Linked DNA regions of Homo sapiens: region 2 is linked to region 1. Evidence: chromatin loops called from intact Hi-C (ENCODE). Cell type or tissue: ascending aorta. All regions are shown on one strand. Each heading gives the region's core, and the rest is flanking DNA. Links, peaks and the distances in the headings are about the cores only.

What was found. Peaks named below come from ENCODE experiments on the same cell type or tissue, not always from the same donor. Only the 100,000 strongest peaks of a DNase experiment are listed, where the experiment ranks them.
Region 2: a loop joins it to region 1, with 6 times the contacts of the local background. A loop is called at or near these places in 10 of 110 quality-filtered maps.

What each region holds. Positions count from the first base shown.
Region 1 is chr21:38,334,889-38,351,295 of GRCh38, reverse strand. LINC01423 (long intergenic non-protein coding RNA 1423) reads left to right here and starts at 5,220. Exons shown (of 6, transcript NR_110545.1): 1 at 5,220-5,401. RefSeq lists an enhancer at 16,121-16,290. In ascending aorta, for the core only: a CTCF peak has its summit at 9,665; DNase peaks (open chromatin) are centred at 7,405, 9,445 and 10,975; H3K27ac peaks cover 6,956 bases.
Region 2 is chr21:38,233,930-38,250,336 of GRCh38, reverse strand. It overlaps a transcript of KCNJ15 not described here and the pseudogene SPATA20P1. Among named protein-coding and RNA genes, the nearest start is that of KCNJ15, 15 kb to the left of the region's middle. RefSeq lists enhancers at 5,003-5,052, 5,133-5,212. In ascending aorta, for the core only: no CTCF peak of the experiment used is centred there; DNase peaks (open chromatin) are centred at 5,240, 8,896 and 9,136; H3K4me3 peaks cover 322 bases; H3K27ac peaks cover 5,786 bases.

The DNA.
Region 1 (16,407 bases), core at 5,258-13,257:
GGGATCTTTTGAGCTCAACAGGCTCCCATGAAGTCCAGGGAAAGGGACTGAGGAGGTGGAGAGGGAGAGATGAAGACACGGAGGGCATCGTGTTGGGCGTCCCTGTGAATGGTGGAGGAGAGAGAGGTGATGGGATGTGCCCCTTTCAGGCTGGACCCACCCAGCCCCTCTGAGCTTCAGAATCCTCCAAACAGAGAATCAGAAAACACCCCAGATGTGAGATTAGGGTTTTCCAAAGTGTGGTGCAGCTACAAAGGCAGCCCAGTCTGAGTTTCCAGGGATGGGACCGCTTGCTATGCTGCCCAGGCAATTCTGACCCACAGCAAAGTTAGATAACCACATCACCACAGCGCTCTCCAGCCTTGAAGGCTTCTCCTTCCCAGTGAGCTGAACTCTCTTCCCTACAGATGTCTCAATAGGCTTGGGGGAGGGGCTGCTGTACCCAGTCCTTCTCTCTCTCCAGAGGAACTGGAGGCCACTTAAACCTGGTCCCATAGCTGCCAAGAGTGGGGCCAGGACAGAGTCCAGATGGGTGGCCTGCCCCCTCTGCACAGCCACCTCCTTCTCCTCTTGCCCTCGGCAATGCCCTGCTCAGCAACCTACTGCTTCCCTCTCAGGCATTTGCTCAAGTCTGTATCTCTTGCCTCCTATCCCAGTATTTCCAACCCACCTGTGTAATGCATTCCTCACCTGACAGCACACTGAACTTTCCGATCAGATCCCTGACTGCCTCTGCCTCCACGCACACATTTTCTTTGGTTCCCAGCTACTACAGAGAAAAGCCCCACTCGTTACTTCTGAAGAAACTCGGCAATTTGTCAGTGGCTTACTTGCCACCACTCCGCTCCGCATTTCCCAAGCTTCAGCCATGCTGACCACCCCATTTTCCTCATTTCCAGCTTCCTCAGTTTGCTTATACTTGGAAACTCATCTTTCTAGAGCTCCTTAGCCCTCTGCTTCTCCCTGCCAAAATCTTTCCCATCCTTGTAGGCCCTGCATAAATACTCTTTTTCTCTAGTGACTTCTGTGAAGTAACCACTCCCTCCTTGGACTGCCTGTGACATTACAAATGCCACTGTGTAGCTGGAAAGCTCTTTGCGTCATTCAGAAGTGGGGTCTTATTCATCTTGAAATGCCCAGAGCCTAGCCCAGTGCCGGGCACTTTGCAGATGTGCAACACTTATTGACTGGCTGAGAGAGTGAATGAATTATTGAATGAATGACTGTGTACACATGGCCCACCCTAACCATTTGAGCTCCATGATCCCCAGGAATTTAGGATCTTCTACTGATTGATGAAGGCAATTAAGCAGAATTTTTGTGTCTTTAGCCCAAAAGGTATAAACAAATATTGTTTGCCCTCTGTTTATCTTTCCCTGAATAGATAGTTGGTAGCAGAAACGTGACATCATAAAGGCTAACCACAAAGATACACCGGAGAAAAACTGATTCTGTTGGTCAAACAACTAAAATTGTCTGTGTCTTAGAATTTGTGAATATTATTTATTGGATTTATTCAAAGATAATGGAAACTGTTTGTGCTCTTATACTATGAACTGTGATTCTAAAACCATTTTCAAAGTCAAGTCAAGTAGTTTAGATTTTGGTTGACTGACCTTATTAAAAGAGTATGAAAATAAATCTTTTGAGATTCACTAGGATAGACGTCAGAGAGACCTGAGATGCGTTAGTCTCTAGGGAGTGTGGGCAACAAATTAGATGAAGTAGGTTATCTTATTTCATCTTGGAGTCTAGCCAGGCTCCCGAAATAAGATCGTCCCCACCTTCCACTTAAGTAACTAAACACATGCTCCAGCCATGGAATTACCCAGATCACTGATGCAGTGATGTTTTCTTGGCTCCAGCCTTTTAGATCAGTTGTCCACTCTGCCCGTGTTCCCCAGGTAATTCGCAAACACTGTTCCACTTTGCTTCCTGTAACTATAGCCAGAGACATGTGGAACAGTCAAGAGAGTCACTATTTCCATCACTGTTCATGAGCAATTTTCTTACTTAAACCACATCGCTCCAACCCTCCCCTCAGAAAACAACCCAAACCGAGAATATGTTTTCTTAAGAAACCTCAGTCAAATATCTCGGCTAGTTTTCCATTTTCTTTTAGCAGATTCCAGGAAACGGGGGTGTAGGGGTGCCTTAGGAAGCCCCAACTTCTGAGATTCCAGACAGGACCCTCCCATCCCCATCCTGAGAAAGGTTAGCTAGGGGTCAGGTGTGTGTGTTTTGTTGCGTTTTCTCTTTCTCCTAGTACAAGCAAAAGGATAAGTTCAGGTTTTTCTGCTTTATTCTCTCAAGAAATGATTGCTTAAAAAAAAAGATGGTCACACGTGAGGTTTTCCTTTCTCTTAGGTACAGATGGTGACAATTACTGGGACACTTAGCTACTTGTTTCTATGCAGTGCTGGAACCTCAGTGAATCTTAGCAAAGACCCTGCACTCTTTCCTGTGAGCAGCTGCTGCCAGGGACTAGAGAGAAATGAGGCGAGACCTGTCTGTTTCACAGAGTCTCCATTCCCCAGGAAATCCTTCCCCAAATCACTCATGATTGTGCTCGCCAAGGCTTCATAAACAAAGACATTTTCCCTACCAAGACCTGCAGTATGTAGGAATCCCTCTTTCCTTCAAACCGTCAGACCTCTCCCACCCTCAAGGTGAGAAGTCTCCAGTGTCCTGGGAAGCAACGAAATGTGTGACTCAGTTGCCTGCCTTGTAACCATCCCGTGAGGGGCCACAACCCATGGGACCTGCACCTTCTGAGGCAGGTTGACTTTCTGGAGGTCTCAGCAGAGAAAACGAAATGGAGGCAAGCCACAACTGCCACCTCTTTTGCCAGAGGAGACTCCAAGAATCACAGTAGGCCAGGTGATAGGCTTTCCCCCTTGGAACAAGCTTTAAGGAAAGATAAGGGCTTATTGCAAAAGGAGTCGCTTCATCCATCATCTGTGTAAAACAGTTACCTTTCACTTTCTGAGACTCTCTTCAAACAAACTTCTTTCCTTATTCTCTAAACTGCTGCTCTCACTAACCAAATGCCATAGACGAGCCTTCCTTTACAAGCAACGGAGCAAATGACAACCATTCTTGTGGCTGAACAGTGGCAAAACATCTTCCAGATCATAAGCCAAGCCATCCTGTCTAGGAAGATGTGTAGAAACTGCCCTCATGGCTCATGACCGCTGTTCTGGCAAGAGAGGCCCCCGGCATCCGAAAAGCAAGAACAGGAGGTAACTGGAAGGGATTCCTCCAGTTCCAGAGACTCGAGCTGTGAAACAAACAACAATCCAAGAGTGTTCATGTGCTGCGATTTCCACTAGGGATAATAACTGCTACCATCGCTTGGCTATTGCCTGCCAGGCTCTGGGCTTTCTCTTAGGTATATCATCTCATTGCAGCCTCTCAAGAACCATATTTTACAGATAGAAAAACTGAGGTTTAGACAGATTAATAAATTGGGCAAAGACATAATCTCACAACTCATAAATCGTAGGGCTTGGAGTCGGGCTCAGAAATCTCTTCTCTTAACCAGCCCTCATGCTCAACTGCCCTCTCCTTGCATAGCAGGGACTGTCCTGCTTCCCGTGATGATTTCGCATGAGGATGTGCTGGGCTGAGGAGGGGTGAGGACACTCTTGCTTCTGGAAGGGGACTTTAAGGGAGACAGTGGCTCCTTTCCTGTGTGCACAGGAGCCAGATTATATTAAACAGGTGACTATTCCAGATGGATCGTAGTCAAACAGAAAGAGCCAGAATATTGTAGGAGGATAAAACCAGGTATCCTTAAAAGAATACAACACTACGAAATATGTCACCGGGACATCTCAAATCTCTGCAAGTCCCAGTGGACTCATGCTGTCCCCGACCTCCTGTCCGTCCTGATACTGCAACCCTGGTTTTCTTCTGGACCCCTATATCTCAGTGTCTCTCACTGCCACCCCATCACTCTCCCAAAAACCATCTCCCCACATCCCTGTGGCCAAAGTGTAACTGAGTTCTGACTTTTCTTTTGATCTCCTACACGCTTGAAAATCCATCCACTTCTTTCCAATTCCACTGCTGTCACTCAAATTTGGATTACTAAAATAGCTGTCCATCTGGTCTACCCACCATGTAGTATTGTGTAGTTACCTGTATGGCTTTGCAGCCAGACAGCTTGGTTGGCATCATGTTTGTTTGTTCTCTGTGTATTTTCATGTCTTCATCTTTAAAATGGGGATCTTAATAGTACCTTTTTTTTTTTGAGACAGACTCCCACTCTGTCACCCAGGCTGGAGTTCAATGGCACTATCTCGACTCACTGCAACCTCTGCCTCCCAGGTTCAAGTGATTCTCCTTCCTACGCCTCCTGAGTAGCTGGGATTACAGGCGCCAGCCACCATGCCTGGCTAATTTTTGTATTTTAGTAGAGACAGGGTTTCACCATATTGGCCAGGCTGGTCTTGAACTCCTGACCTCAGGCAATCCACCCACCTTGGCCTCCCAAAGTGCTGGGATTACAAGCGTGAGCCACTGCACCCGGCCAATAGTACCTATTTTATTGGGTGCCTGTGCTTCATTTAAACACTTAGAACTGTGTCAAGCACGTAGTAAATCAACCAATGCTCATGGTTGTTAATGCTACCCACTCTGACCTCCCTGCCATCCATCCTTCCCTCTGCAGCTGGTATAACCATCTGCCTGCTGCTTAAGGCCCTTCCACAACTCCCCGTTGTATTCAGGATAAAGCTAATAGTCTTTGACCTGCCAGGACTTGCTCAACTTGGCCCTCATCCTCTCCCCAGCCCGTTTTCAGCTCTTGCCTCCCAACTTCTCCCAGCTTCACCCTCGTGTTCCAGGCCTTCTGCTCTCTGCTCCCCTGACCATGAGGACTTCTTGGGACTCATATTCATCTCAGATTGCAATCACCTTCCCTTCCTCCTTTGTCGACATACCTCCTTCTCGTCATTCAGTTCTCATTTCAAGTGTGACTTCCTCAGGGAGGCCTTCTGTAACTCCTGTTACTTGGCTTATTCCCTGTGGGAGGTTTTTATTTGTTTGCAGGTTTAGTTAATTTCCATCTCCCTATGTGTGTGGACTGGCCTGGAGTTTAACACATAGGTAGCAGGTGTTCAATATGATCTATGGGTGAGAGTTTAATGAGATAGTACCCTCCCCTCTCCCATGACTTCTAGCAGCTAACTCCTCCCTGCAAGGACTTCCTCAGCCTGGGGATTGAAGCTCAGGGTGGAAATGGCTGCCTTTCTGGCTGCCATTTTCAAGGTCCTGCTGTCTTTCCAAGCTTTGGCTGGAGAAGGGGGAAATGTCACTAGCAGATGGGGTGTTACCATCTCCCGTGCACACTGGCATCCACGGTCGTAGGAGATCCTCATGATGACTCAAATGTCAGGTAGGATCATTATTGTCCTTGTTTCTTAACTTGCAAAAAGAGGCCCTGAGACATTGACTTATCCATGACCACACAGCTCGTGAGTGACAAAACTAAGGTGAGAAAGAGGTCCCAGGAACCTAACACATGTTTCTTTGTCACTGTGCTCCAGTGCCTTGCTGAAGCAGACACCCAGACAAGGAATGGCAATGACAGCACAAAGAAGATGAGTGTGTCCCCTGCCTTCTTCATTCTCCTCTTAGTCTTTGAGAATTTCCATTGGCTACATTTCCTAGTGGTCACAGTCGTGTTCTCTGGAGGCAGATTCTGAGATGCATTTTAAGGGATAGGATATTTGTTAATGGATTTTAAGGGATAGGATATTTGGTGCCCTTGAGATCGACACCAGTGGAAGTGAGGACAAGAAAAGTTTGAGTGGACAGAGGTGGGAGCTGAGCAGTGATGCAGAGGAGACAGCCTCAGCGGATGCCAGGGAAGCTCAGGAGCTAAAATGGCTTAGCAGCATTGTTCAGCATTGGGTTAAAATGACCCAGTGGTACCTTTATACACCTGCCTGGATCTGTCAGTTGTGGGATGCCCTAGTCAGGCATCTCTCTGCAACTGCAGCCACTTCTGAAGGGTATAATGGCCCTCCTGGCAGCTGCGGCCATCTGTCCATAGAGAGGGGATCTGGGCAGGTGCCATTGTACCTGCCACGCTAATTTTGTCTTCCTGCGTTCGCTTCTCATTTTCTGATTCTGCCCTTTCCCCTATTCCTTCCCTCACTTATTCAATCACCAATTAATCAATCTGGAAAGAGTTTTTCTGAATGAATTTCTAGTATTATGTGGCCTGGTGGTGCAGGGGTGGCGATGTGCCTGGGTATATAGGATTCTTGGCCTGGGATACCTGACACTGAGGGGATTATGTGGCTTAAGTAGTTAACAATAAAGAATGAAGATAAAAGGAATTTAGCCTTTTCCATTGGAGTTTTTATTTTCCAGCCCCTCCAGTTCCAATTCTTGTGAGCAAACTTCCTACCAAACTGAGTGACTATGTAATATTTATCCTTGCAAAATGCCCAGCAGCAATAGGACCCATGTCCTGCAGACCTTGCTTCTGTTCAGCAATTTTTTCTTTGTCAAGGGCTTCAATGCATGCTTGATTTCTCCTATCAAGGGAGGCACAGTGGATAGCACCTCCCTCCTCAAACTGAGAGGATATGGAGAGGTTGGTCCCATGCCTGAGGCCATGGTGCCCACTCATGGTAGAGCAGGAGGAAATGGGGGTCGTTCAACACTCAAGTCTGTTCACTCTCCAGGCTTTTAGGAAGAAGGAGGCCAGGCAGGGGTATAACACCCTTCTGTGTGACGGTTTAATTTTTGTGCAAATATCTGGACTCCTCTTAGTATCCAATTAGATTATTTATGCTGTAAAACTTGAGATAATTGGCTATCCTTTTGGTCTCAGAAGGGTTTCCTTTTAGAGTCAGAAGGTTTGTTGGAACCTCTAGGGAGGCAGAAAGTGCAGGCACCAGCAGAAGAAGTCAGCAAAAAGCTCCAAGGAGGTTTATTTAATGTCTCATCATCATCATCGTCATCACAATTATTATTATTCATTTTTTGCCTCTCTGGAAAGACGGGGCTCCAGTTTCCATTGAGTGAAGCTTTAAGCTGGCTCATAACCCACTTACTCTCTGCTCTTCTGCACTCCAATCTGCTGAGATGTCTGTAAATCTGTGCCACCAACTATGGTGTTCAGACAGTCTGAAGATTATTTCAACCAGACCAGAGATTGATTTTAGTTTCCCACAAGTAGAAACAAGCTCAAGTCAGCTCAGCAACTTACTTGACTTGGAGCCACTCTTTTTTGTTTATTCCTCTTCTTTCCCGTTGCAAACTCCTAATCTCTCTTGGCATCAGGACTTGGTCTTTTGCTGTAGGAGCCACACCAATGGATACCACTCAACCAAAGTGACCCTGGGACAGAGCCAGTATAAACACGGTCCCTCGTGAGTCAAGCGTCTGGGATAAGTGAACAAACACTGGGCTGAAAACCTGGGACTGGCTGGTTGTTTAAGAGCTATCACCTGCTCCTTCGTTCTCATTGTAGCCCAGGGCTGGCTGGGTCAGGGGGTGCATGTCTCATCCAGAACCACACAGAGGCCAACATTTTATCAACGCTCACCAACCAAGTAAACATTTGACCAGCTTACTTTTTCCTTGCTTTGCTCAACTTGATAACAGAGAAAGTGTTCTGGAGAGAGAAGGGATGGCAGTGTTAGCAGAAATAACTGCTCTAATCTCAGCAGTGGGAGGATTCGCTGCTTGGCCTTCCTCACGGGTGGGAAAGAACATTTTTCACCCAAATCAAGAGTGGTCTTTTTCACCCAGTGAAGCTGCTGTGTTTGACTTTGTTGAGGATGTGGAAGGAACTATTTAATTACTATAATGTGGGAAAGACTGAGCAAAAATATTGTTTAACAGCCCAAACGATTGAGGTGGTCCAATTAAAGAGCTGACCCTTCAGTCTTCTCGTGATTCCTGCCATTCCTGGAAGATCTACTTTCCTTGCTTGCAGGACATTTATGAGGCCAGCACCTCCTGAGGAAATGCTGGAGTTTAGCTTATAACTAAACTCCTTAGTTAGAAATAGGATTATAAATATATTGGTAACAAGGGATCCAGAGAGTATTATAGTAGACAGACTGGGTGCTCAATCAAAAACTGTGCTTCTGTTTCATTAGAGTCTTTGGGAAGTGGGAATGTTGAGATGGGAAAGATACAAAAAAATTAGAGAAGATGTTTGTGCAGGAGATTTTCCCTCCCAGCCAGGTCATAAACTCCTGGGTTGAATGTCTCCATAAATTCCTATTTGCTTTAGGAGATCAACTGGGGATGTAACATGTCAGAAGGAATCCAACCCATATTTCACAAGCAGGCGAGAGAGAGTGAAGTGGCTAATGACCAACATCTTTAGAGACAACTTGAGTAATACAGAGCTGATAATTTTTTCCTGGGGTGAAAGACCTGCCAACAGCTGCTCTTGGAGATATTCCAAGGCTGGCCCATCAGAGTGCAAAGAGCAAGTCAAGGAAAGAAACTGAGGGTAATAAATATACCTTGGTCTTTTCAGGATCCTTATAGAAACAGGTTCACCTGCCAAAACATGACACCTTCCAATCTTATTGTACTTGTCTGTGATTAGAAGAAGGTCACCAATTTGATGCATTGGCGAACATGAGAGTATATGATCAAAAGGAGAACAAGTGAGTGGGATGAGGGTAGCCTTCCTGTCTTGCCCAGGTGGCAACGATGACCTGCTAGGAAATATCTACAAGCTCTGAGAAATTAGAGCAGAAGAAATAAAAATCAAGGGCTTATGGTGTTTGGTGGACTAAAAAGTTCAATAAATGCCCTTTCAAGTCAGAATGATCATTCATGCCATCAATATTTATTTAATTCTTCTTAGTATTAAATAAATTATTTAATACTAAGTATTAGCCAGCAGCAACCTAAGCATTAGGGATAAAATAAGAAGAGAGGGTGTCTTTGCAGTCACTGAGCTAAAATGTTGCTCTATGGATAGGGGCTAATTGAAGACATGGCTACCACAATGGTGTGCATTTTTTCAAGAGTTTTACCAGGCTTCAAACCTTTTGGTGGAGAGCGTACAAGGTTTAAGAGGAAGACGTCTAATGCTCAACTACTTGGATAACTTCAAGTGCAAAGGCCCCAACTTCAGAAATGTCCCTTTAAGCCTCCTGACCTCTTCATGGCTAAGGTTCTTAATTTTGCTATATCCAGAGGAATGGGACCACTTGGTCACTCATGGGGCAATGCAGGCTCTCCCAGGTGGGTGCCTGGAGCAGCAGTGACTATCTATGACTTCACATCTCTGCCCTCACTTGGGGCCTGTTGCCTTTGGCCCTTGGTCTAAGCCCTGCCCATATATGTCCTCTGGCTCAAGCTCTGATGATCACATGAGACACTTTTCCTTAGACCCAAAAACAGGATTGTTGGTCAGCTAGCAGAATGGGCTGGTGGCCCCCTGGCAAGGATGCCGGCTGTGACTCAAAGGCACCAGGATTGGGCAAGGGAAAACCCCTTTAGGGAAACCAATGAAGGTCCTTGGGGGAAAAGAACGGAGACTTGTGGTGGGGAATTGGCGACTCTGGACAAAAATAGACCTGGAAGAAAAGCAAAGGCGTCACTACCAGGAACCAGGTCTGCTGGGAAGTGCTGGGGGAAGGCCAACCAGGAGCGCCTGGTCAGGAAGCCAAGGGCACTGCAGCCTCTGTGCTCTGAAGCCATTGTAGGCTGGGTAAGAAGGTGTGTGATTACTGGGACTCTGTGTTCTATACCCTTTCCCCAAAGAGAACAAGGTATCTGACAGTCCTACGTGATCTTCTGAGGATGGCAGATCAGAGTATTGGAATTTGAGGTCTACCCAGATAATCTGGAAGGTGTGGGTATCCTGTTGGAGAGGAGGTGGTGCTTCTCCCCCACCCCATGTGAAGGGATGTCATTATATATTTTTGTTGTCTCTTTGCTTCTTCTTTTCTCTTATTTATTAATTGCTTGAAAACATGGGCAGGCAGGAGGATATTAGTTTCTCCATTGATCTTTGTACTTTATTTTCCACATACACCTTAAGAGAATAAGGAAAAATCTATCTATCACTGTGTATTTTTGTAAGCTACCGTCCAAATGTTTTCATAAGTTTTAGAAAGTTCATTTCTTGGTAAAAAAAAAAATAAATAAGACAAATATGCAATACTCTATATGATGAAATAAAAGAATGATTGGTGACAATTAAATAAATGTTATGTGATTTGATAAAACAAGTTTATTGAATGAAACACACCAACTCTAAAAGGAATCTCTTAAGATTATCTGCACATTTTATGTAACGTGTTTTAAAGAATTTGGTAGTCCCACAAAGCATTTTATTCACATTTATGAGAACAAATGACACTAATCTAAATGGCTTTGGCTGTTCTACATTCAGAATATCACAAAACAGGTCTAAACATTATTTTTAACACCAAGCTTCACCATTAGCAGAAGTATCCCTCAGTTAGGGAAAGGCTGGAGGCCCTATGGCTCAGTGGGCCTTGATTAATTATGAAGATAGTCTTTTGAGACAATACTTCGATTCCTTTTGTAGAATGCCAGGTGTGTATTTCAACTAGGGTAATAAGCCACAGAAATATTTAAAGTAGATGAGGGGCACCAGTGTTCTACAGTGGGGAAAGTATATTCTGAATGCAGGCTCATTCTCAGATCAGTTTTAGAAAGGTTACTGTCTTATCATAGGTCCTTTGAAAGCAGACTCTGAGAGCTGAGTGCTGACGTTTATTGGGGAGTGTTCTTGGGAGATACACATGTAAGGGAGTGAGGATGGCAGAACTGGGCAGAGAGAGAAGCTGACCTGTGATGGTGCTATGACTGAGACCTCAGTTGCTTCCACAGGAGCTCCATAACCGGAATGATCCATCAGAGTTTTCCCAAATTGAAGAAAAGGGGCTGGACCTACATACCCATGCAGAAGCCAGTCATTGGCGACACTCGTCCCCTGGGAGGGGGCACGCACTTGGGCTAGACAGGTCTCTGTGTCATTGTTGGCCTCTGCTGCTGATGGGTTGGACATGCAGCAGCAGCCAAAGCTAGATCAGCCTTGATGAGAGGGAGCCCTTGCTGTTAGGTCCAGGCACAACCTGAATCTCCTTCTCTGTCACCTTAGCTACTCTGTGAGCTCCTTGTGCCAGAATTGAGATGGCTGATCATAGCTGGCTGAGTCATTCTGTCTATCTGTGCCATGGTGCCTCTTACAGACTAAATTTTGTCCCTCCGCTTTCAAATGCATGGGTTGAAGCCTTAACCTCCAATATGACCGTATTTGAAGATAGGGCCTTTAAAGAGGTAATTAAGATTAAATGAGGTTATAAGAGTAGCACACTAATCCAGTATGACTGATGTCCTTATAAGGAGGGGGAGATGCACCAAGGATGTGTGCACACGAAGGAAAGACCAGGTAAGGAAACAGTGAAAAGGTGGCTGTCTGCAAGTCAAGGAAAGAGGCCTCAGGAGAAATCTATATCAGTCCTACATGAAGGGGAACTACTTCTGGTCTTTTTTGCTGATACATAGGGCAAAGTACACATTTCCAGGTCAAGGGCAGCACCCCTGTGCACACCATGTTCTAAAGGCTGTGTTAATCTCTCTTTGCCACGTATGGCACACTTGCTACAATGGATGCTACTACTTGCTTGAGTTTGTGATAGCCCGTTGTCATCTCCATGACCCTCTGATTTCTGTAGTGGCCAGACTGATGGATTTGTTGCTGGAAAATAGGGTCCCAATCCAGATCTCAAAAGAGGATTCTTGTATCTCATGCAGGAAAGAATTCAAGGCAAGTCACAGAGCACAGTGAAAGAAGCAAGTTTATTAGAAACTACTCCATTACATTCCTCAGGAAGCAAGCAGAGGAATGTATCATCTTTATTTTAAGTTTAATTTTTTATATAGGGGTCTTGTCTATGTAGAGACTAAACCAAGTTGTGCCCACATACGGGTGGGCTGACAGCATGACAAAATTATTCTATTGATTTAAATAAAACTATCCTTGACATTTTAGTGTGTAAGTACATCAAAGCGTAACTATAATTATCTTGGAAACATATATGAGTATTGGGACATCTGGACTTTTTGTTGTTGTAGGAGTGTGTCCTTGTAGCATCACTAAGCTGCTTCCTTAGCTGTAAACATCTCAGGACCATGGGTCGTGACTGGCAAGAAATATGCCTTGCCAGTTTTAAGATGGAATTGATTTAAAAATGGTGTCACTTTGGCTCGCCTGGGCTCCTGCTTCCCTAACAGATTAAATTGGGATATGGCAATGATACCACCCTTGCCTTCTTCAAATTTTTGCTGGTACCACTAAGCTCCATTGTTCTCCTGGGGATGCATTTTGTTTTTTTAAAAATTATTTTGACCAAGGACAGGGGTTGGGTTTCTATTTGGCTTTCCCCGGTATTAAAACTCTTATGCTACAGGTCAAGGTTCCAATGTGAGACTTTTGACAACCACCAAGCATTTTCATTCCAACTCTCTATTGAGTGATTAGGAAAACAACCACTCAGTGGTCTATGAGTCAAACAAATCCACTGTAAGCTAGACCTGGGCCAGGACTCCATGTATTACCTGGCTCCCGTATGTCCCCAGCTATCAATGTCAATTCAGACTCTATGACCAACAATCCTACAAGGTCTGGGCATTCTCCTTATTCCAATGCATGCTTACTTGAGCTCATGGCCCTAGGCTTCAGAGTCCCCACTGGGACTGAGCCCCATGCGCCTGCAGCAGTAGCCCACTGACTAGCGTGTCCTCTACTGATCCCCTCCCCTTCCCAGCACTTGTTCCCCTCTCCCTCACTGTGCTTCCTGGATCCCTGCCCAAGAAACTGCTTGCATAGAAAATCTTTGTCCAAAGGTCCACTTTCAGGGGATCCCAAAGTAAGATACGCAGAGTCTTCTGCAAAGTTGGGACAATAGTATCCATTCAATTGCAGCAATGCCAGACTTAGCTCTTACGTCCAAGTTAAAGCATTTGCCACAAAGTCATATTCCTCACTCTCCTTATTCCTTGCCACCACAGGACACTTGTTTCCCTTGATGGGAGGACGTTCCCACCCTTCTTTGGAAAAGGTGACCCATCCATATACACTTCTTAGCAGATCTAGGGAGGGAGAAAGAACCTGGATGAGAGTAAAGAGCGCAGGCATGTGAGTGCACAGGGAGGTCTGGAGCACCAAGCTTGGGAATGCCTTTGGGCTTTCTTTGCTTTGACCGAGCGCCTTGCTGTATATAACAGGTAAGGGCAGGCCACATACTTTAGTTTTCCTCCAGGTGCCTTGCACAACGCTTCGCCTATAGAAGGCACCTACTGACTATTTGTCTTATAACTGAGCAAGAGCTTTGGGATTTGCCCTGTGCCCACTTGGCACAGCAGTGGGCCTCTGTGGGAGGGACTGAAAATCACCTGGAGATTTCCTTTAAAAAATAAAAAACAAAAACACAATCATGCCCCTCCCAGGATCTGTACCTTCCTGCCTGGGGAAAAGGCACCTGTGGGGGCCAGTAGGCATGAATCAGTCCACATCCCGAGGTGTGTACAAAAGAGAAATCTGTGTTTTTTATTTACTTAAATTTTATTTCAAGAGAACCATTTCTTCACCAAGCTGGATCATTTCCTGAAAGTTCCTCTTTGTAAAGGGCTGAATTCGGACTCCTAAAATTCTTCTGTTGAAGTTCTAACTTCCAGTACCTCCGAATGTGATGGTATTTGGAGACAGGACCACTAAAGAGGCAATTAAGTTACTATGAGATCATTAGAGTGGGCCCTAAATCCATATGATCAGTGTTGTAATGAGGATATTAGGACACAGACAGGCACAGAGAGAAGCCCATGTGAAGACACAGGCAGAAGACAGTCATCCACAAGCCAAGGAGAGAGGCCTCAGAAATAGCCAAGTGACACCTTGATCTTGGACTTCTGACCTCTAGAAGTGCTACAAAAAAAAAAGTCTGTTGTTGAAGCCACCCAGTCTGTGGAATTGTTGGGGCAGCCCTAGCAAACCAAGGCACTTTCCTTACTCTGTGACCAGATCATGGTCTCAGGGACATATGTAGGTTGTGGAACTGCTGAGTGGGGTGGGGGCAGGAGTGGATCCTCTGGTCCTCATTGGGCCTCATCATCAGTCTATATACATTACAGTCCATTGACTGGCCCTTGGGGCAATTAGGCCTGAGGTTCAAAGCCCCATTTGGGGTGAAGATACCTTTCTCAAGTACCTAAGAGGACCAGGCAGCTGCCGCCTTCCTGGGACCTTGCTGAGCTATCCCAGTCTCCTCCCCACACCCCAGGAGAATATCTCCCTGACCTGGGGAAAATTGCCTGATCTGGGGAAATGTTCCTTCTGTTTATTGGTCCAGTATTTTTTGTTTCTACTCTGATCTGATTTGGTTCTGTGTCCCCATCCAAATCTCATGTTGAGTTGTAATCTCCAGTGTTGAGAGAGGGACCTGGTGGGAGGTGATTGGCTCATGGGGGGTGGACTTCCCCTTTTGTTGTTCTCGTGATAGTGAGTTCTCATGAGATCTGATCATTTAAAAGTGTGTGGCACTTTCCCCTTGTCTCTCTCTCCCTCCTGCTCCACTATGGTAAAACGTGCTTCCCCTTCACCTTCCGCCATGATTGTAAGTTTCTTGAGGCCTCCCAGTCATGCTTCCTGTTAAGCCTGCAGAACTGAATCAATTAAACCTCTTTTCTTAATCAATTACCCAGTTTCAGGTAGTTCTTTATAGCAATAATGGGCTAATACATACCCCTAAGCCCTTTTATTTTGCCAGCTCAGTAGATTCTCTGAAATCCCCCAGGGGCTTAGACTTCCAGAAGACCAAAGCTGGGCAATTTCTGCCTTTATTTCTACTGCATCCCACCAGGGGACAGTGAACACAGAGCCCACTCACTTTTTAAATAAGGGACAGGAATAGGACGATGAAAACCTCTGGCATCCACACCTAACTGACTTTTCCCAGGTGATTGGAGAATGCCTCTCTGTCTCTCCATCTAGAGCTCTAGGGAGAGGGGTACCCCAGCATGGGAACTTCACACGGGAAATGCTCAGTGAGTGTTGGATGGCTCACCTCATACTGGTTGGCAGAGCATGAGAGTGGAACACACTGGTTTGGATTTGGGGCATGGGCAGGTGGACTCAGATGAGACCAGGGCTCTCATGAGGATGCAGCTGTGCAAATTAAGCACTTCCCCAGGCCTCAGCAGCCTTGGGGTGCAAATAGGTCACAGCATGTTAAAAAAAAATCAGGCTCAGCCCCTACTGACTCTTCCAGGACCTCTTTCATGTGCCTCCATCTCTCCCAGAGACCTCTTGGTGTCCTCCGGTTGGGCTCTCATGCTCATTACCAAGGGCATCCAAGTCAAGTTGCGATGTGGTTCTGTATTCTCCTCCCCACTCAGGTCTGGCTCATGGAGGGCACTTTTTACCATGAACACTGGCAAAGCCACCACCATGACTGATACTTGTTATTAGGGGCTGCTGTTGCCTATGACGTATGCCAGTGGCTAAGAAGCTGGGTAGTGGGTTGAATGGTGACCCCCAAAAGATACGTCCGAGTCCTAATCCCGAGTACCTGTGAATGTGACTTCATCTGGAAAAAAAACATCTTTTCAGATATAATTAAGGGAAGGATCTGCAGATGAGATCATCCTGGATTGATTAGGTGGGCCCCAAATCCAATGACAGGAGTCTTCAGAAGAGACAAAAGAGAAAACACAGACAGAAAGAAGAGATTGGAGTGACACAGCCGCAAGCCAGTGGATGCCTGGAGAGACCAGAAGCTGGAGGCGGCAAATGGCAGATTCTCCTCTTGAGTCTCCAGAGGGTGCCATGGCCCTGTGGACCCTTTGACTTCAGATTGCTGGCCTCTAGAACTGTGAGACAATACATTTCTGTTGTTTTAAGTCACCCTATTTGTGTTAATTTGTTGCTGCAGCCACCACCGTCCCAAGGGAAGGTGCCGATGTTGTCTGGGAAGCTGTTTCTGCCCCAAGGCTGCGGCAGACTCTGACTCTCCACTCACCCTCATGGCTCCATTCCAAGTGGAGTGGGGAGAATATTCCCCATATGGGGAATTGAACTCCTCCACTGCAACCAATGCTCCTAGTACTGGATGTATCTGTAGATTCTTCCGCTTCTTTGACCCAGCTTTTCTCCAGCCACAGCCCTGCAGCAGGTCTGGGTGGAAGGTCAGCTGGGGCACGTGATGACTAGCATGGACTCCAGATGGCTCTTGGCCACTGTCAGGGCCTGATGTCCCCGACGATGACCTAATGGCATGACAAGTCACCAGTTCAGCGGCCACAGGGGCCGGCGGGTTCTGTGAAGGAGGAATGGGGGTGGTGTGGCAGAGGGGACAGGGAATCCCAGCTGCAGGGGCAGCGGCA
Region 2 (16,407 bases), core at 5,214-13,213, 100 kb after region 1:
TTTATCCCTCTAATATCCACAGAGAAGAATGTCATTCAAACCCTGATTCTGCACTAATACCCCTCCTTCTACCTGGCATCAATGCAAGAGGGCCTAGGAGAAGTCCCAGGTCTCATCTTGGGTATTTATTATTAGCAGAACTGGGTAAACAACTAGGTTTTTCACTTTGGGAGCTTTCCCATTGCAAAATTGTGCCCTTTTGCCAAATATTCTAGTTATTGTGGAAAAACTGAGCAATGCGAATTGGCTAAGTTACGTAAAGTGAAAGATCTCAGCCCAGTTGTCATAAAAATCTAAGGGACTTCACACTGAAGGACTAGCAGGAGTATAGAAAGAGGGTGTTGTGAACTCAAACTCTTGACTATTCCTTATCAGCCCTAGCAATGCACAGGGGCTAATTCAGCAAACATTTCCTAGAGAAGCCACAACAAATACATTAAGCTAAAAATGAATTCAAAGAGAAAGCTGTCCAAGATCATCTTATTCTATCATTGCACTTCAGCTTATCAAATGTGCACGTAGAGATGATGGAGACTCCAGCTGAAAAAGAGATGATAAAGAATGCCTAATAATAGGGTACTGGTTTTTCTTATTTTTCTTCTCCTTGACTGTCTGACCTGAAGAATAAAAGCTAGAGAATTATGACTGAGCCAAAGTCAGGCTTCTGAAATTAAAGTCAAACATACAGTCTTTAGTTTCCTTGGTGTTTGACCACACCTATACAGACTAGACATGCAGTGACTGTGTTTTCTTTACTTCTTCATTAAGAAAAATTCCTGGAGTTGTTTCACCTCCATGCATTTATTCCTGATCACATGCTGGAGAATATTTCCTATCTGTCATCCATTCTGTTCCACTGGCTTTGGTTTGCCATTGTGGTCACCCTAACTCAGAGTGATAGTTGAGTTATGACTGAAAACTCACCTCTGCTTACTTCCCTTCTGAAATCTGTGTGTACTTAGTAGGCAGCAGTAATTCTAAAGGTGCAGCCTTACCATTTATCAATCAGTAAATAACATATATCACCTAGTACGCACATCAGAAAAAGTACTTGGGTTATCAATTTAAACAATCATTGCAATCTCTTGGGCAAAAGTCATTATGTTTTGTTTTTCAAATTGCTCAGTGGTATGTCTTATCTTGCCAGTCAAATCTCATTTTACAGTGTGGACACCAACAGCAAAATTGAACCGAAGCTGTAATTCTTGCCTTGGGACACTAAATGGTTATATTCTTTCTTTCTGGCAAGGAGTAAAGTCCATTGGGGGTGCAAGGGAGAAATGTAGGTTTGGTCTTAGCTATAGATTCAAATTCTAGAGCTGCTACTTACTAACTCAATGATCTGAGGCAAGCGGATTGACTTATCTGAGATGGTTTTGCACTAGTGAACTGAGAAAAACAGTTTACCTCCCAGGGTCCTTATGCAGTTTGGAGAAGGGAAGGCATGGGAATTGTCCTGCACCACGTGTGTTCTGTCAGAAGACATCAGGGAATGCAGCTCCATGGTGAGGGGCAAAGGTGGCCAGCATCAAGGTCCTCTTCCTGCTGGTTGCACTCAGACAGGGAGCTCCCTCTGTTTTGCCTGAAAACTCACCTCTAGGAACAATCATGTGCAAAGCCATCTTATAATACAGGAGTTCTCATCTCCTCTCATGTTTGAATTGTGGGACACAGAAGCCGTGCACTCCAGTTCCTTCAAGATCTGCTGTTTTCACTAGAATGTATGCAGAGATCCTGAGCTGCCTTAAAATATCTTAAACAATTTGCATGCCCTCAAAGTGCTGCTGCACCTCCCAGGGAGAGCAATGTAGGTACTAGGCTTTTCTGAGTCTTATTCTAGTTCTTTTATTGTCCAACCACTTGAATAGTTAAATAGTTTAGATTACTTGAATAAATATAATTTAATTAGCTTGTTCCTAGGAAACCAAGCTTTATCATGCCAGTTTTCCTGAAGTGCCTTGCATTGTACTGATAAGCTATAAAGTTTGTGCCACTTAGTTAACTTTCTAACTTTCTTGGCTTTTATAGGATGTGTGTATTCCCAGCAATCAAGTGTGAGAATCTATCTCTTATCTTGGTTACAGAACTTAACGAAATATTTGTCGCTGCTCAGTTACCCCTTCTGTTCTTCATTTGTTGATGAAGTGCTTATACCACCTGACACTGAATCAAGTACCAGATATAATTTCTGTGCTGCTGTGTGAAGGCGCAAAGATATGTCTGCTATTTGCTGTTCCTTGTGATGTGGTGTGCTCTTACTAGCAATAAGTTTACAGTGAAAATGTTTACTTGAATTGTAGAAATGCACCTGGATGGAGTGAACATAGCCCAAGTTTGGAAGCAATAACACTTGTCAGTTCACTGAGTCCTAGAGATGGAATTTTAGTTTAGTTAACAGGAAGCCCACGCCAGCAAGGTGCTTTCTAGTGTTTGTTTGGTGTTGGATTTCTTCCTCAGATTGCAGTGAGTGGGGTGAGATTGGGAGGCACAGGTGATGGGAAGCTTCTTTCATAGTTGCACACTGGACCATGTGAATGTTTATGGGGAACATATGAGAACATGTAACCTAGGCACAAGCTGAAATAAAAATGACAATACTGATGCCAATCTTTCATCATAAGGCTAACCTTACATGTGGCCATGAAGAACATATGGGCATACAGAGTAACAGAGGATTCTATTAACTTCAGCATTTTATTCAATCAATCCATCCATCTACCTACATATCCATTCATCCATTTATCTACCTATGCATGCATGCATCTTTCCATCCATCCATCCATCCATCCATCCATCCATCCATCCATCCATCCACCTATGCATCTATCCAACCATCCATTTATCCATCTATCCATCCGTTTATCCATACATCCATTCATCCATACATCCATCCACCTATGCATCTATCCAACCATCCATTTATCCATCTATCCATCCGTTTATCCATACATCCATTCATCCATCCATCCATCCATCCATCCATCCACCTATGCATCTATCCATCCATCCATTTACCCATCGATCCATCCATCCACCTATGCATCTATCCATCTATCCATTTAGCCATACATCCATTTATCCATCCATCCATCCATCCATCCATCAATCCATTTATCCATCCATCCATCTACCTATGCATCCATCCATCCATCTGTCCATCCATCCATATACCTATACATCCATGCATCCATCCATCCATCCATCCATGCATCCATCCATCCATCCATCCATCCATGCATCCATCCATCCATCCATCCATCCATCCATCCATCCATCCATTCACCCATCCATCCATCCATCCACTTATGCATCCATCCATCTACCTATGCATCCATCCATCCATCCATCCTTCATTTTTTAGTTTTATTAAATGACTTTTCCTCTCTCTTAAAATTCAAGCTCAGTGTAACTTCTAACTTTGAAAGTTTCCTGTCAGAAGGGCTAAGTTCAAGTGTGGTTCTCAATATGCATTTATTCTATTATGAACAGTAAATCCCTGATGTTAAATTTGCAGAGTGAGATTGGTATTACCAGTCTGATAGATAAGCAGGTAAATAACAGCTCCCTTTAACCCACACACACACTCCTCATACCAGCCAGGTGCAAGTATTGTGGTAATAATGCAGACTAATGTAAAACATAATTTACCATCTAAAGATTATGTTGAAATTCTGCTTCCTTTGTAATATGTTCCTCTTTTTTAAAAATTAAAATCAAGCATTGGAGAGATTCAGACTTTGTCTGTGTTTTTAACACTAATCTTAACTAGCATTTTTAAAATGTTACCTCCAGGTCACTGTAACTCATCTCTTGAAGACCCCAAGCAGATAGTAGGGAATATAGAAATATTTGCATCCTTCACATTAGCTGCAACGAACTCAAAGCAAATCAAAAGCAGCCTCAGAATTCTTTTGGCCTGCATTCCACAGAAAGATTCTTCCAAAAGTTAATCTTCATCATATAGGCCAACAGTAACCAATACTCCTGGATCTGATTGAAATTGGCAACACGCAAAAAACTCTAGTGAGCTTAGAGCTTTAAGAAAAATCAAGACTTCTTCAGTGGGCATTATTCTTATTCCTAAGCCATTATCCAAAACAGCAAAGAAACCAGACCCTAGCCTAGATACATGATTCGTTTTAGCTCTGATGATAACAGCTGCTATTTGTTGAAGGTTTGCTGTGGATCAGGAATTAGATTTAAATGCCTTATGTCTACCGTGTCATTTAATTATTAATTTATTCTTATAGCATATTGACTATCATATCAACAAATCAGAGTATGTAAGACAGGTATTATTCTTCTTACTTTATAAATGATAAAACTAAGTCTTGAATTAAGTCACTTGCCCAAGGTCAAATAGTTGGTGAACTGAGAAGCAGAAATTCAAATCTTGATCTCACTTCACAGGCCTCACCTTGAATCACTGTACTGGACAGCCACCTCTGAATTCAGTCTTTGTGGGTGGTCTCAGGGTTAACTGGGCTGAACTAATGGTTCACACCACAAAAAAGGCAAAAATGGCCAAAAATGAACATGTGTCAGGCAAAGTTCTGTTTGATTTCCAGCTGTAAACACCTTTCATTCTCTTTCTCCTTCCTTCCTTTCTCTTTCTCTCTCTTTCTTTCTTTCCTTTCCTTCTTTCTTTCTTCCCTTTCCTTCTTTCTTTCTTCTTTCCTTTCTCTGTCTCTCTTTCCCTTCCCTTCCTTCCTCTCTCCTTCCTTCCCTCCTTTCTTTCTTTCTCTCTCTCTCTTTCTTTCTTTCTTTTCTTTCTTTGTTATTATAAATGGAATTACTTATAAGGATCTCGTATCCTGGTTTCAGATACAGTCTTATGAAGAGGTTCCCAGCTGAAGAGATTGGAAGGCAGATGGTAGCCCTCCTTTTTTCTTTCCAGTAGTATTTTTAGTGTCATGATGTAATGAAGTAAAGCAGTGGCCTCAACCCTGACCACATATTAGAATCACCCAGAAAGAATCACTCATTTTTTTTTTTAATGTCCAAGAGATTCTGATTTCATTGGTCTGGGGTGGGGCCTGGACATCAATGTTGTTTGTAAGATCCTGAGATGACTGGAATGAAGCCAGGCTGAGAATCAGGCATATGGCCACACAGAGAGGACTTTGGGAATAGAACCAGGATGCGGTAAACTCCGACGTAGAATCCAGGTCTCCAGCCCCGCCTTGCCTTCCCCTGAGCCTCTCTCTCTGACTTCCTTCTGTTTGTAGACCCTGTGATGACGGCGCCTGTAGAAACCTTCTGTGGTCATGGAGGTGTCTGTGCCATTTCCTGCACATCATGAATGAGTCACTAGCCCCTAAAGAGCATCTTAGACCGACAATACCCATGTGTTAACTAGCTCAGGATGTGTCCAATTCCTTTAGCTGATCCTTTGGTCAGCTCCAAGGCCACAATCTGGTTCGTTGATTACATCTTATTAGAAAGAAAAGAGATTCAGAGTACCTGCTGGTAGTCATTCATTCTGCAGATAATACTGTAAAAATTACAAGACTAACTACCAGCATCTCATTAGCAGCAGTTCTCCCCTCCCAGGGCTTGGGAGGAGACAAGGTTTTCCAGGGGTGAAAAGATGTTCCCCTCCCCAACTTACTTGAGTCCTTGAATCCTAGGGTGTGCAGGGACTAAGATGGAACCAGAGATAATGATGTTTTTGGCATGGTTAGGACTTGCTCAGTTCTGCCGGAGGAGGCAGTTGGAGACTGGAGGTACTCTTAGTGTCCTCTCCTGTCAGGCACTTCAATAGCTCTCCCAGAGATAAACCCACTCCAGATCAGATAAGGGCACTGCCTGGATGAAATAGAAAGCACTCCCAGGAGATGCGGAAGTTAGTTTGGTAACAGCCAGGTGAGGAAAGACAATAGATCTATATTCTGATCTTAAGGTCCAATTCAGGTCAGGTTTCTGCACCAAGCCTGGGATGTGTCGTGGTCCCTGCTTCCCTGGTATTTTTAGAGCTTGAACTAAGACACCAAAGTCCACCTCTTGGTCCTAAGTTGTATACAGACCTGGGAGAGAGAGAAGGAGGTACAATCTGGCTTACGTTACACAAAACACATCAAATCTGGTACAATTCTTTCTTTCCCTCTTCTAGACTTTGGTGGGTTCGAAACCAGTTTAACCACAAAAAGCAGTCACTAGCGGCTTTGTCTCAGGTTCAGTTTGTATAAACAAGATAGTCACAAAGACAAAAAAAAAATTAATAGGAGAAATAAAAAGACGGTTACATTTCTTAAGTGGGTCAAGCCTTATATAATCTAAAAATGAAATAAAGACCCAAGCTTGAGGGTCACTTAGCAAATCTTTATTCATATAACAAATGGCCAACAATAGAAATGAAACTTAAATGATCTCATGTAACTTACTCAGAAACACAGTGGAAACAAAGAGTTCGTTTTTAGAAAATGGTTATTTTATGACAATAACCGTCTAGTGCTGGGCCAGCAAACTATAGCTCCCAGGTCAAATGCAGCCTGTCATTTGTTTTTTGCAAATAAAGTTTCATTTCAAGACAGCCATGCCCATTTGTTCACAAATTGTTTATGGCTGTTTTCAGGCTAAAATGGCAGAGTTGCAGAGTTGTGATAAAGAAATATAGGCTGGGCATGGTGGCTCACGCCTATAATCCCAGCACTTTGGAAGGCCGAGGCGGGCAGATCACCTGAGGTCAGGAGCTCGAGACCAGCCTGGCCAACATGACAAAACCCCGTCTTTACTAAAAATACAAAAATTAGCAGGGCATGGTGGCAGGCTCCTGTAATCCCAGCTACTTGGGAGGCTGAGGCAGGAGAATAGCTTGAACCTGGGAGGTGGGGGTTGCAGTGAGCCGAGATCACGCCACTGCATTCCAGCCTGGGTGATACTCCATCTCAAAAAGTATGGCCGCGAAACTCAAAATATTTACTGCCTGGACTTCTTTCAGAAAAAGTTTGCCAACCCTCGATCTAGCAGATCAAATACTATAAAATACACCTTTTGAAACAGGCTTTCTGGGGAAAAAACAAAACAGGTTATTTCCAACAAATGATTATTGAGCACCTGAGTGTAAGTGTTGTCCTGTGAATTTCAGGAAATAAACAGATGCATCTTTAATAATCCTGCCCTTAAGAAAATTACAGCCCAGCAGGAAAAAAAAAATCAGAAAAGAAGATAAACAATTTTAAAGTGTCAAAGCTCAAAAAGCCACACAAAATCTTAACTTTCTAAAAACGTGGCCCAAATCTCAGTAATTATAATGATAAGAAGATTAAAAGCAAGAGAAGTTCAATAACTGAGCTGAAGTCACACAGCCAGGTAGAGAGGCAGGGCTTGAATCCCTATCTTTGTTTCTTCCTTGCATACTACACCATTTGATTTAATCATTTTATTTGTTCAACATTTACCAGGTTTTAATTTAGCATCTACAGTGGGCCCGGCACCCTTCCATAGGATATGGAGACTGCAGTAAACAAAACAGACTTCCTACCCAGACGAGCTTACTGTCTCTTTCCCTTAAGCTTATAAGTGAGCATACAAATAGTTTGTGTAATGAAGATGTGGGCTGGGGGAACACAGAGCAGGTGGCAGGAGGGGAAGGTGTCCCTGATGAGGCTGCTGTTAGATAGAGCCTCCTGGGGATGGAGGAGTCAGCCAAGAAGTTGCACAGAAAGAGCTTTAGCAGGGAAGGCCTCCAGAAGAGAGATGCTGGGCGTGTGTCAGGAGAGGCACGAGGGCAAGGGCTTAGGGAAAGACGTCCTATCGATCTTCATAGGCCATCTGAAGAACTTGAAATGGAGCTACTTGGGGAATTTAAAATGGTTCCAATGTTGGATAAAGCCCCACCTCTTTAAACTCTTTGCCTCTGAGTGCTGGTTTGGTTGGGTCTCAAAGAGTATGTGTGTGAGTGTGTGGCAGGCACCATGGGGTCGGAGTTTCCACATATAGCCCCGTGTGCAATCTTGGTTCACAGTAACCCCAGCTCACTATCACTGGGGCAGAACCTGCATCAGAGAAGCAGCAGTGGAAACAGCGTGCATTTAGGATCAACTTCAAGTTGATTTGGGAAGTGCATAACTACCATATTGCTGGTTCCCTGGTTACATTTTCTGTTTGGGTAAACAATCAAGAGATGGTATGAAAATTGCACATCCAAGTCTTGCCTGCACAAAACAAAATGACCAATTATCACAACGTGGATTAGAGGTGACTAGAGCCCAGAAGTGTGGCCGTGGGCTCCAGGATCATCAGCCTGTTAAGAATAATCCTCTCTGGACAGTGGAAAGCCGCTTTTCAAACACCGACTCTGGGACCATGTGGACAGAGGGCAAAAAGGGAGCAAGGGAGAAAGCCATTTTTTTTTTTTTTTTTTTTTTAGATGGAGTCTTGCTCTGTCACCCAGGCTGAAGGGCAGTGGCATAATCTTGGCTCACTGCAACTTCCACCTCCCTGGTTCAAGCGATTCTCCTGCCTCAGTCTTCCAAGTAGCTGGGATTACAGGTGCCCATCACAATGTCCAGCTAATTTTTTTTGTATTTTAGTAGAGACGGGGTTTCACCATGTTGCCCAGACTGGTCTCAAACTCCTGAGCTCAAGCAATCCGCCCTCCTTGGCCTCCCAAAGTGCTATGATTACAGGCATGAGCCTCCATGCCCAGCCGTGAGCAAGTCATTCTTAAACAATTTAGACTAAAATGTGAGATAATTCATGAAGGGTGGAAATCCCAGATTGCTTCGATAGTATATTTTGCCCAGATTTATTTAGGTAGTTGCCTCAGCATTTCACACTGTAACAAATTCACTGTTGGTAGCAGAGGACCTGGATCTAAGAGGCCAAGTTCATTTGCACGAGATGAAAATTCCACCGTGCTGTCCCAGGCCTCTGCCATTCGCCGGCAGACTGGGAGTGTCCAGCAGGCCCCGTCACAGAGACTGTGGGCTCACCCTGCCCACTTGTGTTTTGAACTCTAATATCCCAACCTTTGCTGAGAAATCTAGAACAAAATCAATACTCCACTGCAGAGGGAGGGTGGCTTGGATGTTTTGCACTTGGAGAAACTGCAAACCTGAAAATTATCAGGAAGAAAAAGAAAAATCTTACCAAAGCGCAAACCAGACACTTGGCACCCACCCTGTGTGACACAGGGCTCCCCGCCTGGCAGGAAAACCACAGTAAAGAACTGATTATGCTGTTAGAACGCATTCCATGGGCTGTCCAGGGCTATTTTTATTTTACAATAAAGTACAATATGTTCCATGATGTTCTCTATCCTGGGCATTCTTCCTTGTATTTGCATACTCATTAATCCTGGTAAATCACAGAGAATCTGTCAATAATTTGAACAAATTAACCAGATTTGGGTGTGTTTATTAACTTCAAGAGCAATATTAATACACATGTATCATTTTTATTATAAGCAGAACACCAGTGGCTGGTACCACCTGTTGAGTATGAAAGCCCTGAATGCGAGATGTGCATTTCAAGAAACTGAGCTCCAGGAAGACAGACTAAATGCCAAGGTTTTACAGACTAAATGCCAAAGTATGATGCTCATCAGCAAAAGGAACCATATTTTTAAATCTTTTTGTTTTTTAAAGAGAGATCAATTTTGAAAATAATGTTTGGTCAAGTGTTATTTGGTCAAAAAATGTACTAAATCCATGTAATAGAGCATTCCAGGAACTTTACCCATAAGAAAATAAATGTTCCTGTTTTAACTTAGACTCCATAAAAATTAAAACTGTTTTGGAAGAAGGAATGGCTTCCCTGTAACATAATGGATATTCAACAACTCAGATGCATTTTGAGAACAACTTTCCATCCACCTCTGAAAGGAAAACAGACAACTGGTGTAAAATTACTCCTAAAGCCCAGACCATGTATTAATACTTGAACTGAAGAAAAACTTCCTTGCTAATGCTTAACTTGTTATCTTAACCACTTTTGCTTTTTCAGAACTTCCTAGCTACTTTTTAACCATTTCCAATCAGGAAAACTGGCCAGAGTGGCTTCAAATATAATCATTAGGCCTCTAAGGAAGGTCTAGACTTGATGAACTTTGCAAATTCCTCCTTGTTTTTATTCTTTGCAGACTTAGAAAAGTCTAGAGGTCAAGATGGGGTTAGCCACCTGCAATGCTACGATGGGAGTCTATATTTCTTGATGGCCATTAAAAAAATAACAGGAAAGCAGCAATCACTGTAATAAAATGTGCTGGTACTTGGAGAAATAAAGGTAGAAAGAGGTAGAAAGAACCCATAAATTTAAGTACAACTATCAAACTATTCATGGAGAAAAAATAGGGCATACACTCCAAAACTAGAGGCTAAGAGGCTGCAATAAAAACAAAGCTCATATATGCAAATTTACACCTTGTAAGAAAACGTAAATAAACCACAATTCTTGTTCTAATGTTTTAACGTCAACTTTGCTGACAAGATCAGGAAACTTGAGCCAAACATCTGCATCAAATGATAAATTCATGGCAAAAATGTCCTGTTTCCACTGTAGGGCAGTCACGGCAAAGCAGACATAAAATAAATGTTTTCTACTTTACTTAAAGTTGGGATATGGGCCCAAGCTGACTTCTCCACACTAGGAGTGGTGGCACTTGTATTTTGTTTGTAACTCAATTTTTTACTTTAAGATAAGGTTGGCAGACCTACGATTTCTCGTATCTTTGGTTTGCTCACTGGCCTGCAAAGATCTTGTGCATCTATGCCATACCTTGTTCTCTGTATATTATTTCTAATTAGTTTTCCTAGGGTACCAAAAATGTGGTTGAAATTAAGTACCTTTTCGGCCTTGCCAGCTGCAATGGAATTTTTTTTTGAAGCTCATCAAGAGAATAAAGGGGAGAAAGTGAAAAAATAAAAATAAATCAGGACCCCAGAAGAGGCTTCGCAGAACGCATGTGCTCAGATTCTCTGCCAAGGGAGTCCTCTAGACTGCTAGTTTTTGGGGAGGTGGGGTCCCTGAGCCGAGAGCCATAACTAGCTATTGAATTGAACATATTTTATGGCTTCGTGGCTTTGTGACCTTGTCGTGGTCAAACAGCAACCTGTGGGAACTGAGCAGTGGTCACAAACATCAAAGTTGTAAAATAAATGTCAAATCAAAGAGATTTCTGGTTGAATCCTTAGAGGTAAGTGTCAACATGCCTTTAGGGACACCTGCCTCACTGAAATATTAAACACAAAAGCAGCTAGTTCTGAATGCTTCTCCATCAGCACCATAAACATAGATCTTTTCTTCCTCCTCTAATAGCAAGCCAATAACCACCTTCTCAATGGAAAATGGTGCTTCTGCAAGTCACCCTTCATCACCACCCAGACATTTATTGTCATATTTGAAAACTATTGGTAGGGCTTTAACTTGCAGATCTTCCCAAGTGACTTGCTTTTCAACTGCAGAATTATTTTTAAGCAGGGAGCAACATCTGAGTACAAAAATGTGAGAGAGAGAGAAAGGTTAAAGAGAGAACTGAAAGGGAGAATCATTTTTTACTATACTTTTGTTTTTCTACACCACGCTCTGGACAATAACATATTGGAAAGCACTTTTATCTAATCATTCTGACTCTTCTCCCCTCTTTTCCTTCCAGTGGGGAAAACAACTTCCTCTTCTGAACAATCTTTCAGAGGACATTCCTCCTAGAGTTTAAAACATTACAGTCTCCAGAGCCCAGCGCCAATTCCGTGTCAGCCCACAACCCGCTCTGGTTGCACAGCTTCACGAGTCACAAGGACTGGATGGACAAGTGTGTGTGCCTAGTGACTGCCTTCTCCCAGCACATGCACCATGTCCCGGTGGCATTGCCGGAGATGGTCCGTGCCCTCTCAGCCCAGCAGCAGACCCTCAGGCAGATCACCATCTGTGGAGACCGCCAGGCCAAGGACACCAAAGTTCTGGTGCAGTGCGTCCACCCTGTCTACATTCCTAACATGGTGCTGATTCTGGCTGATGGGGACCCCTCGAGTTTCCTGTCCCACTGGCTGCCTTTCCTGAGTACCCTCCGAAGGCAGGAAGACCAGGCCACTGCGTATGTGTGTGAGAATCAAGCCTGCTCAATGCTCATCATGGATCCCTGTGAATTACGAAAACTGCTACATCCGTGACTGCCCCAACCCTCTTGGGCTGGGGCAGAAGGTAGAGCTTCCCAACTGACTAAAGACTCAGGTCCTGCAGGGCCGTGTAGAACTTGTGGCCATCCCTGAGCACCCTGCCACCAGGTGACTTCAGCCATACTCACTGCCTCCCTTGGGCACCCACTCACCCTAGAATAAACTTAACAGTATCCTACGGTGGGGAAAAAATTACAGTCTCCAGCCTAGAGGACAGAATTAGGCTGTTTTGCTTTCTATCGTTATTGTTACTGTTGTTCTTGTTGTTGTTTTTAGCTTGTGTGTTCCCTTTGTCTTTGCAATTAACAGAAGGACATACCATTGCGATGGATCTTTAGGATGCCCATATTTATAGCTGAACACACTCACTGGGCCCTGCTGTGTCCCAAAGGGTAGCTCTCTTCTTCCTTCTCATGGTTTTCCTCTTGCTCCTTCAAGCTTTGGAAAAGGCTACATTACTGTAGTTCACTGGACTTGGTTATGTAACAAAAGTGAGCCAGGTACCTCAACACCATTGATCCTTGTGGACAGCCAAGGTCACTTTTCATCTTTGAATGGAGGTCAGCAGGAAAGACGAGATGGCTGGGCTGGCAGAGTCTGCTGCCTGCCCCCCCGCTCACCTCCATCCTGCACTCCTGTGCTAACAGCCCTCCATTGTGGCCACTAAAACACCACATTTCTCAGCCTGCTGTAAGATGCCAGGAGAAGGGTATTGAGACAGTGCAATAAAGAGTCTGACTACATTTCTGATGTCTGGCTGCATTCAAATCTCATTACTCCCTCTTCTCCTTTTGTTCCATATCCAGGAAGCTGAAAAGAAGGCCCAGGTGCTCCCTCCTTTGGAATTGGTGGGAAATTTAAACCCCACAAGCCTCTACCCCTGTGCAAAAGCCTTCACCCCAGCCTCATCTCTACCCACAATAAACGCCAAGCCAGTCTCTCTTCTCTGGATTCTAAAGCTATTTTTGGATCATTATGTAAGCAATAAACCTTTCCATACTTTCTTAGTGGATTCATATATGGTATCATCAGTCTCAACATCTGAACCAAATTTTGGGTGAGAAGTTCGTCCTGCCTCTGGGAAATCTCTTTAGAAGAGTTTGCCAATAGACATGTCATCTTTGCCCATTGCCCCTTTCCCTTCCTCTTGCTGCTGGTGGACCAAACAGCCCTCTTGTAACACAGAGTACCACGCCTGTGCCAAGGATGACTGAGTAGAAATGAAAAGGAACTGGGTCCCTGGTGACATTGTGAGTTACCCTCCCACCCATAGACTGTCTGCTTCTGGACCCTTCAGTCAGGAAGAACAAGCTGAATGTGTGCAGCCGCTTATAGTTGAAGATAATCCCAAACATAAGGCTTATGATTGAATAATCTTTTATGACTTCAGGAGCAGAAATCAGTATTTTTCCTGGGATGTGAACAGGCAACAAACATAATACTTGTACCACACATAGGAGTAAGCCATTCTCAGTGGAGGGCCCCTGTAGCTAAGGGACACTGGAATTTCCAGGGCTAACCTCATTTTGGGTGAAACGTTAGGGGAAACAAGGCTGCATAAATTCACAGGGAGAGCCTGTTTCCATCACTGGAAAATGGTCTGAAAATCAGTCTACAGTAGATTTTAAAGATAGTTTCAGAACAAAGCATCTGACTTGGGAATCCACCCATATGTGTCTATCTCATGCTGTTAATGGGCTTAAGAAAATGAAAGTGTCAGGAAGAAACGGCATGTTTATGGAGCACCAAGTCAGCCACTAGCAAAGTACTAGATATGCAGACAGAGGAGAATACAGGCTTCCTCCCCTACCCCCTGGTGGAGGGTATTTGTGCAGTAATACTCTAAAAAGTCATTAAGAGAATGACATCAGGTGCCTTCTAATAGAATTAGAATTTGATTTCATTTGTCCAAAGCTTTTGTTATGTTTATATTTTTCTATATGGATACAAATACCAGCCAGAGCAAGTGACGGTGAAGAAAATCATGTCAGCCAGGTACAGGAAACTGAAAGCTAGACTCACCATCCCTGCCTCAATAAGCCCAATGGCATTTCTCATCCTGACCTGGCAGGTAAGACAGAAAACAGAGGGGTTGGGATGCAGAGCCTCCTGGGCCTCCATATAAGCATTGGGATGAAACAATATAATATTTATTTTTTGAAGAAATGCATGAATAAAAAGTCTATGGGCAAAAGGAAATAATACAATTGTGGAACAGAAATATTAACACAATCTAAACCATTTATCATTAGAAAAATGATATATTCTGGAAAAAAACATTTCTAATTGAAGCTCATCAAAGATCCAAATGTTTTATCTTTATATTTCACTTAGTTGTCAGTAAAAATTGCAAACAACTTCTAGAGTGCTTTACAGATGAACAGATGTTGATATCTTTAAGCGGTATTTTATAAGTAACTTTAAGTACTCAGTATCTTAGTAATTTTGCTAGTCCACATTTCAAAGACAAAATTTGAAACATTCATATTATTGATAGAGTAAATGTGCAATCAAAACAAAGAAAAAAACAGGAGGACAAATTATACTCACTGAGCTCTTGCTGTGGCACTCCCTATGGTAGCAATCGAGGGTATCTACACTTGATTTTCAAGGAATAATAAATAAGCTCAAATTCCAGCTCAACTTTTTTTGTTTGTTTTTTTGCTTGAGATGAAGTCTTGCTCTGTTGCCTGGGCTGGAGTGCAGTGGCACGACTTTGGCTCACTGCAACCTCCACCTCCCAGGTTCAAGCCATTCTCCTGACTCAGCCTCCTGAGTAGCTGGGATTACAGGCGCGTGCCACGACGCCCAGCTAATTTTCGTATGTTTAGTAGAGACGAGGATTCACCATGTTGGCCAGGCTGGTCTGAAACTCCTGACCTCATTTGATCCACCAACCTCGGCCTCCCAAAGTGCTGGGATCACAGGAGTGAGCCACCATGCCCAGTCCCAGCTCAACTTTAAAAAAAAAAAAATAAGAAATTTAGTTAAATCTCAAAGCAGTTTGTGAAATGATTTTCTGACAAAAAAAGAAATGGAAAGAAACGTCTGCTTCAAGAAAGAACCTTCAAAAAAGAGTGCAACGTTTCTGTGTCCAAAGAGTGATTATAGCTACTCTTCAATGAGTACACTGATTTTATTTTTCCTGAAAGTTAAGGTCTCAGTGGAACTCCCAGTATTTCTTGATTTTAGCATGAAATACCTTATGTGGGTGTCGAGACATCATATCTGTGTTTGAGCATGGAGAAAGTGATCTAGCAACACACCCAACCTGCCTGACAGGTATTGTCTGTACCTGAATGGCTTACTCATGAGTCACAAAACATCTCTGTTGCCAGATTTGCGTTTGATTTCATTCTTACTTGTCTGACTCGGGATGCTGAACAAATTTTAAAATTCAAAAATATAAAACATTGTAAAAAAGGATTTGCTCATTATTCAGCTTCTGAAAAAAGATGTCTTTATGCATAAACTCATATTTGTTGAAGTGTTTATATAAGAAAAAGAGCTCTCTAGTAATTCTAACTGCAATATTCATGTTGGTTCTCTATAACCATAGGAATATCAGACATTGAAGCAGTTGTGATAGTTTCAGTGCATTGCTGTCCTGTTCATAAAAGGCTCCAGAGTTGTGAAACTCTCGTTAATAACTTGGAAAGTTCCTTTAGGCTTAGCCTTGGGCAGTCTTTTGAACAGATCACAAAGTTACAAAGTCTCTTAATTACCATTGTTAATTCTTGCTAGAAGGAAGTTGTTTCTATTGGGTGTTTCTCTTTAGTCGGCCAGGAACCCAGGGCTGCAGTAAGTAATCATTTTTCTATATTGTGTAGAATAATTGGACACAAGGGTGTCCAATCTTTTGGCTTCCCTAGGCCACATTGGAAGAAGAAGAATTGTCTTGGGCCACATAAAATACACTAACACTAAAAATAGCTCATGAGAAAAAAAGAAACCCTCAATGTCTTAAGAAAGTTTATGAATTTGTGTTGGGCCACATTCAAAGCCATCCTGGGCTACATGTGGTCCCCAGGCCGCAGGTTGGACAAGCTTGGTGTAGACCTTTCACTCAAAATATAATCTAGGGCTTATAACAAAGATAAAATCTAACATATTTATCAAAAAGAGCCCAAAGGAGGTGAAAGGGAGTGGAGCTGTGTTGGAGGAAGCTGACAACTGTTGGTAACCTGAATGCACAGGAAATAAATGAAGAGACTCAGAAAGGATAAATAAGAAGATTAATGAAAGAAATTCTACAAATACGTATTTCTCTCCTTTCTTCTCTCAGCTTCTT